2 separate regions of the Homo sapiens genome follow, and region 2 is linked to region 1. A link is an interaction called in ENCODE POLR2A ChIA-PET data of the cell type or tissue named here. Cell type or tissue: MCF 10A. All regions are shown on one strand. Links, peaks and the distances in the headings refer to the core of each region. The heading gives the core; the rest is flanking DNA.

The links. Peaks named below come from ENCODE experiments on the same cell type or tissue, not always from the same donor. Only the 100,000 strongest peaks of a DNase experiment are listed, where the experiment ranks them.
Region 2: POLR2A ChIA-PET joins it to region 1 with 12 read pairs; 11 of 35 experiments call an interaction of 5 or more read pairs at or near these places.

What each region holds. Positions count from the first base shown.
Region 1 is chr12:50,536,020-50,538,936 of GRCh38, reverse strand. All of the region lies in intron 1 of DIP2B (disco interacting protein 2 homolog B), which reads right to left. Among named protein-coding and RNA genes, the nearest start is that of DIP2B, 32 kb to the right of the region's middle. In MCF 10A, for the core only: no CTCF peak of the experiment used is centred there; a DNase peak (open chromatin) is centred at 1,256.
Region 2 is chr12:50,612,514-50,615,430 of GRCh38, reverse strand. The region is part of intron 1 of DIP2B (disco interacting protein 2 homolog B); the gene reads right to left. Among named protein-coding and RNA genes, the nearest start is that of DIP2B, 110 kb to the right of the region's middle. In MCF 10A, for the core only: no CTCF peak of the experiment used is centred there; a DNase peak (open chromatin) is centred at 1,040.

The sequences.
Region 1 (2,917 bases), core at 271-2,770:
TAAGACCTAAAAGGAGCATAGAAAGCTGGAAAGAAATTGAAAGAGGATTCACTAGATCTTGATGATTGGGCCATTCTCTTTGAAGCAGTTTGGTAATAAAATACTATGTTTGCTTTTCCCAGTATTCAACAGCACCTCTAGATTCCAAAGTAAATAATATTTACTTAATAATATTGCAAAAACTGTATGTGTGGAATATGTTTAGGCTTAATTTGTACATACAGAGTGAAGACTAATTTTTGTTATACAAAAGAGAATATAAACATTATTTACTTTGATAACAGAAAAATAGTAATATTATTACAAAAAAAAACTCAGGAAGAAAAGAGTACAAGAAATGGGTAAATTTCTCATGGTTCACAGAAGGGGATCAAGAGACACTGTTGACTGCAACATATTACTGAAAGTTACACTATTAACTACAGGAACTACAAAACTGACTTTAGAAAGTAGCTACATTTTGGGAAGTGGGACTGGGCACGGAGGTGGGGTGGGGCTATTTTCCATTTCATACTTCTGTGTCCACTCCAAATTCATGCTGACTATCGGCAATGCTTTCAGTGTTTCATTAATTCCTCTCACACTCCCCGATGGCTGATGCACTTGTTCTCTTCACATTTCTCAAACCCTTAAGCTTTCACCTTTCTGAACCTTTTCCCTTTATCCCCACACCAACCTCCCTCTGAGGTGGAATTTTTCACTCATCCTCTTCTTCTTATTAGAGAAGGAGAGAACAGCAGCCCTGCCCTCCTGTTCTCAAGCAGCTCACCTCTTCCACACATCCAGAGATCTAACCTATGCCCAGCTCTCCCACACCAACACAAGCTTTTCTTTCCTCTGTCTCTTTCCCTTAGCCCTATGAAGACTCCTCGGTATCTATTAAGAAGTAATAGTAAAGTAAAATAAATAAGTACTCTTTTGAATCCATCCTTGTTCTTTATTCCTTTTTCCCAACTTCAAAATAAGAAGCCTGCGCTCACCATTTCTATGTCCTCATTCCCGTTTTCAATCTAGCCTCTGATTCTGCCACAGGACTGTAACTGACAAATCCAGTCCTTTGTATTCTCTCACTGAATTATCCTAAGCTCTCCATAGGTTTAACATTACTATTTGTCTCCACAGAAGCACCACACCACCCACCCCAGTCCACCTCCTACTTCTGTGACTGATCACCCCTGTCATTTTGGATGACTCTTCTTTCTCCTCTAGCTTCCTAAACAGAGGCATTCCTCATTAGCTTCATTTTTTACTTTCCTTTTCAAAGATCTGATTCACCTGATGAATCACATGAAGATGATGCCCAAATCCTTCAACAGCTCCAGGATATAATTCACCACTTCTAACTGCCTATTGAACAGCCACTCGAATGTCCTCCCAATGCCATTTGTTGACTGGGATGGTCTTCCCACATTGTCATAGACTCCAACATGTCCAAAATTAAACTCTTCACCCCAAACCGGCAACTCAGATGTTTGTATATATAACACACTATCACTCGCCTGGTCACTCAAACTCAAAATCTGGGCCATTTTTTACTCAATCCCTACCTATTCCCTCACATCCTACCGATTTCCTTCCCTCAATGTTTCACAACAGGTAAGGTAAAAATGAATAAGACATGGTTTCTAGCCTCTGGGAAGAATAGAGAAGTGTAAACAAACAATTATAAAGCAATCTGGCAGGTGCAGTGGCTCTAGCCTATAATCCCAGCACTTTGGGAGGCCAAGGCAGGTGGATCGCTTGAGCTCAGGAATTCAAGACCAGCCTGGGAAACAAAGTGAGACCCTGTCTCTACAAAAAAAAAAAAAAAAAAAAAAAAAAATTAGAGAATAATAAACAAGCAATCTGGTAAGTGTGACCAAAAAAATTAAAAAAAAAAAAGCACAGGATAATGAGTTTGGGGGTAGGGGAGAAAGGAGATTAGGAGAAGGATTCAACAGGCTACAAGGTGTCAGAGTCAGAACTAAAGTCCTGTCCCCTAATCCTCACTAGGCCAAAACAACAGCACACACTCTGAATAATTAAGCATATGCCTTGCATTAAGACAGTTCAACATTAAAAAAAAAAAATACAATTATTGTGGCTCACACCTGTAATCCCAGCACTTTGGGAGGCCGAGGCAGGCAGATCACTTGAGGTCAGGAGTTCGAGACCAGCCTGGTCAACTTGGAGAAACACCGTCTCTACCAAAAAATACAAAAATTAGCTGGGCATGGTGGCATGCAACTGTAGTCCCAGCTACTCGAGAGGCTGAGGTGGGAGAATCGCTTGAACCCAGAAGAGGGAGGTTGCAGTGAGCCAAGACCACGCCACTGCACTCCAGCCAGGGTGACAAAGTGAGACCCTGTCTCAAAAAAAAAAACAAAACACAATTATTATTTGTCAATAAAATTTTAAAAAGAATATTCAACATGTAACTTTTGACTGAGTATAAATTAGGGAATGATGGTTCTCACTATACATGAATTGATTTTTTCTTCTTTCTTAAAGACATAGGGTCTCATTCTGTTGCCCAGGCTGTGGCATGATCATAGCTCACTGCTATGATCACTGCAGCCTTCCCTCCTGGGCTCAAGCAATCCTCCTGAGTAGCTTGGACTACAGGCTCACGCCACCATGCAGCCTGGCGTATGTATGTATGTATGTATGTATGTATGTATGTATGCACGTATTTAGTAGAAATAAGGTCTCACTTTGTTGCCTGGGATGGTCTCAAATTCCTGGGCTCTATACCCAAAGGACTATAAATCATGCTGCTATAAAGACACATGCACACGTATGTTTATCGCGGCACTATTCACAATAGCAAAGACTTGGAACCAACCCAAATGTCCAACAATGATAGACTGGATTAAGAAAATGTGGCACATATACACCATGGAATACTATGCAGCCATAAAAAATGATGAGTTCATGT
Region 2 (2,917 bases), core at 89-2,588, 77 kb before region 1:
AACTGATGTCTCAAAGAGGAGTATACAAATATCTAAACCAGAAATGAGCAGAGATCAGTTAAAATGCATATATGTAAATGTATGTAAATAAACCATGCTATTATGCACAAAACAGTGCTACGTGCATCTAATTATGAATGTTGCCAAACTTCTAGAAAAAAAAAGAAATGGCGGGGGAGGGGGTGCGGAAAAGTAATTTTCATTATTGCTTCTTCTTTCCCCCTTTATCTTGGTAATTTTTCTCTGAAGATTAGAAAACTGTTTCTAGTGTTAACAGCTAGTTATCTTCCAACTATTCTGCTTTTATTCTTGCATCAATTGGAGCAATTTTTAAAAACCAGGCAATAAGTAATAGTATCTATACCAATCACTGAATCTGAATTAAATGGTGCATGTGCCAGGCATTCTTTATCAATAGTCTAGATAAAATTAACAGTGATCAAAATCTAAGTATCTCCTTTGGCAGGCGCAAAAAAAGTGAAAGCTTTTAAAGAGATGAAGAATTTTGTTGGTAGCCAATTCATACTGCTCTGGAAACCAAAGATGGACAGGGAAAAACACAAGTAAGGAGAATACTGCCACTGCCACAGCATGGGGATCGCAAAAGCAGGTCGCTTAGGCCAAAGTGGAAAAGGGTTTTTCCAATGAGGCAGTAAACATCACCATTCTGTGTTTGGCATAGGTTTATAAACTTGTGTTCAAGTCCCAGTGTCCAGAGACTTAGGTTTTCCTCCCCATTTTGTTACAAACTATTTATCTGATACTGGGCAAGCCACTATACGTCTCTGGGCCTCAGTCTCTTCATCTGTAGGAATAAGGATCTCATGGGCTCTAAGACTGCTTTAGCTCAACGTTGGATGAATGCCATTTGTCTGGCACTGTTACATATGGCAAGTCAAAAACAAGGGAGGATATCCAGCAGGCAACAGGAGAGAGAAACTCTAGAATGGATATATAGATTTTAGAACCATCAAGCGTAGGAGGTGGTAGCTGAAGCCTTGGGTGTGAATGATATCACCCAGAAGGAATGCAGCATGAAAGAAGGCAACCAGAAAAGGAATCCTGGGGTAAACTAACATTTAAAGAACAGGCAGAGGAAATGGAGACGATGATGACACACAGTGGGGAGACCAGGAGAGAATGAGGAAAATGGAGGCAGAGAGGAGAAGATGAGTGCACACTGTCACAAATATAAAATAAGGATCAAAAAATAACTACTGGATTTGGCAGGTAGATCATCAGTAGCCCAGTTAAGAACAGTTTTAAAGGAACAGTGAAGGAAGAAAACAGATTATTTAGGACACTGAAGAATGAGTAAGAGGTGAAATGACAGCAATAGATTTCCTTCTTTCAATGTTTTGTTAAAAAGGGAAAGAGATATGGGGTAGTATTACAGAAGGCTAGAGTCAAAGCAGGTGAGTTTTATTTTTTTCTTTTTCTTAAAGATGGACAAATATGTAAGTTACAAAGACAGCTATTAGAAAGATACCGATTCTACCAACAAACACTAAGAACTTCCTACATACAAGCCACCACTTTAGTGGGACATGGGCCCAACATTTATAGGCATAGTGATGAAGTTTATAGTTTCTTCCAGCATAGACATCTGAAAAGAATTCTATAATTAATGATTTAATTACAAGTTCGATAAGGGTTAGTGTTGTCAGTGGTTAGGGCCAGGGCTTCTCAACATGGGCTGGGAATGTGGTATCTGCGCTGATCTGTGAGTGCTTTATGGGTGTGGAAATGTTAATACTCAGTCCCTTAGGGCAGTTTAGCTGAGCTTCAGGGAACTGAAAGCCTTGGGCCAGTCACCTCAAACAGGCACTCTTTTTACCCCACTGTATTGAACAAATATTATCATTTTCTGTGTTTGTCAGGATGTATCAAAGGTTTAAAGCACTGCAGGACTTTAGAGATACCTTTTCTCTACGAAAAAGGGTAAGGATCGGTAGGGAGGTATAGGTAGGTGCTGGAGCACTGGGAGTGAGGACAGAAGATGACAGGACTCTGGCTTAATGACCTCTAAATTTCTTTCTGCACAGGAATCAGAGTAAAGGTTTTCTTGTCTATTTTCCCTTCTACATTCATTCACTGCCTATTTCGTTCTAGGTACCATTCATCTAAGCAATCACATACATTAATCCATATAGTCCTCAAAACAATTCCATGGAAGAGTATTATGAGTCTCAGTTTCCAGATGGGAAAGTGAGACACAGGGAAATTAACTGGCCTGCACAAGGACACAACACTGTGAGAGACAGCTTCAAAGCAGATGGTCTGGCTCCAGCATCCAAACTCTTACCTACCTCTCAGTGCTGCCTCTCTAAGGTCTTTGTGACAGGAATGAAGAGTTGGAAGAGAGGGTTTGCGTAAAGATATTCAGAGTTGCCACTACAGTAACGGGAGGCACATGCTGTGCTAGGCAGTGCTGAGAGTCAAGGGAGACGGGAGAACAGAATGTTTTTAGTTATGTTCCACAGTTTAGTGACTGTCTCCAGTAGTGCCTGGGAGAAAGATGATGGTTTGAATAACATAGAGCTGGGGTGTAACAGGAAAAGAGGATGGAAGGAAGCAATGATCCAGGCTAGCAAGTATTTATTAATCAGTAATCAACCAATCAGCAATAAATACTGTTGAATAAATAATTGTGCAGTATTATCAGCCTAATTTCTATAACTTTTCAAAGTTATTATGGGAAAGGCTGGGTGTGGTGGCTCACGCCTGTAATCCCAAGACTTTGGCGGGCCGAGGCGGGCAGATCACTTGAGGCCAAGAGTTCAAGACAACCCTGGTCAACATGGTAAAACCCCATCTCTAATAAAAATACAAAAATTAGCCCAGCATGGTGGCGCACACCTGTAATCTCAGGTATTCAGGAGGCTGAGGCAGGAGAATCACTTGAGCCTGGGAGACA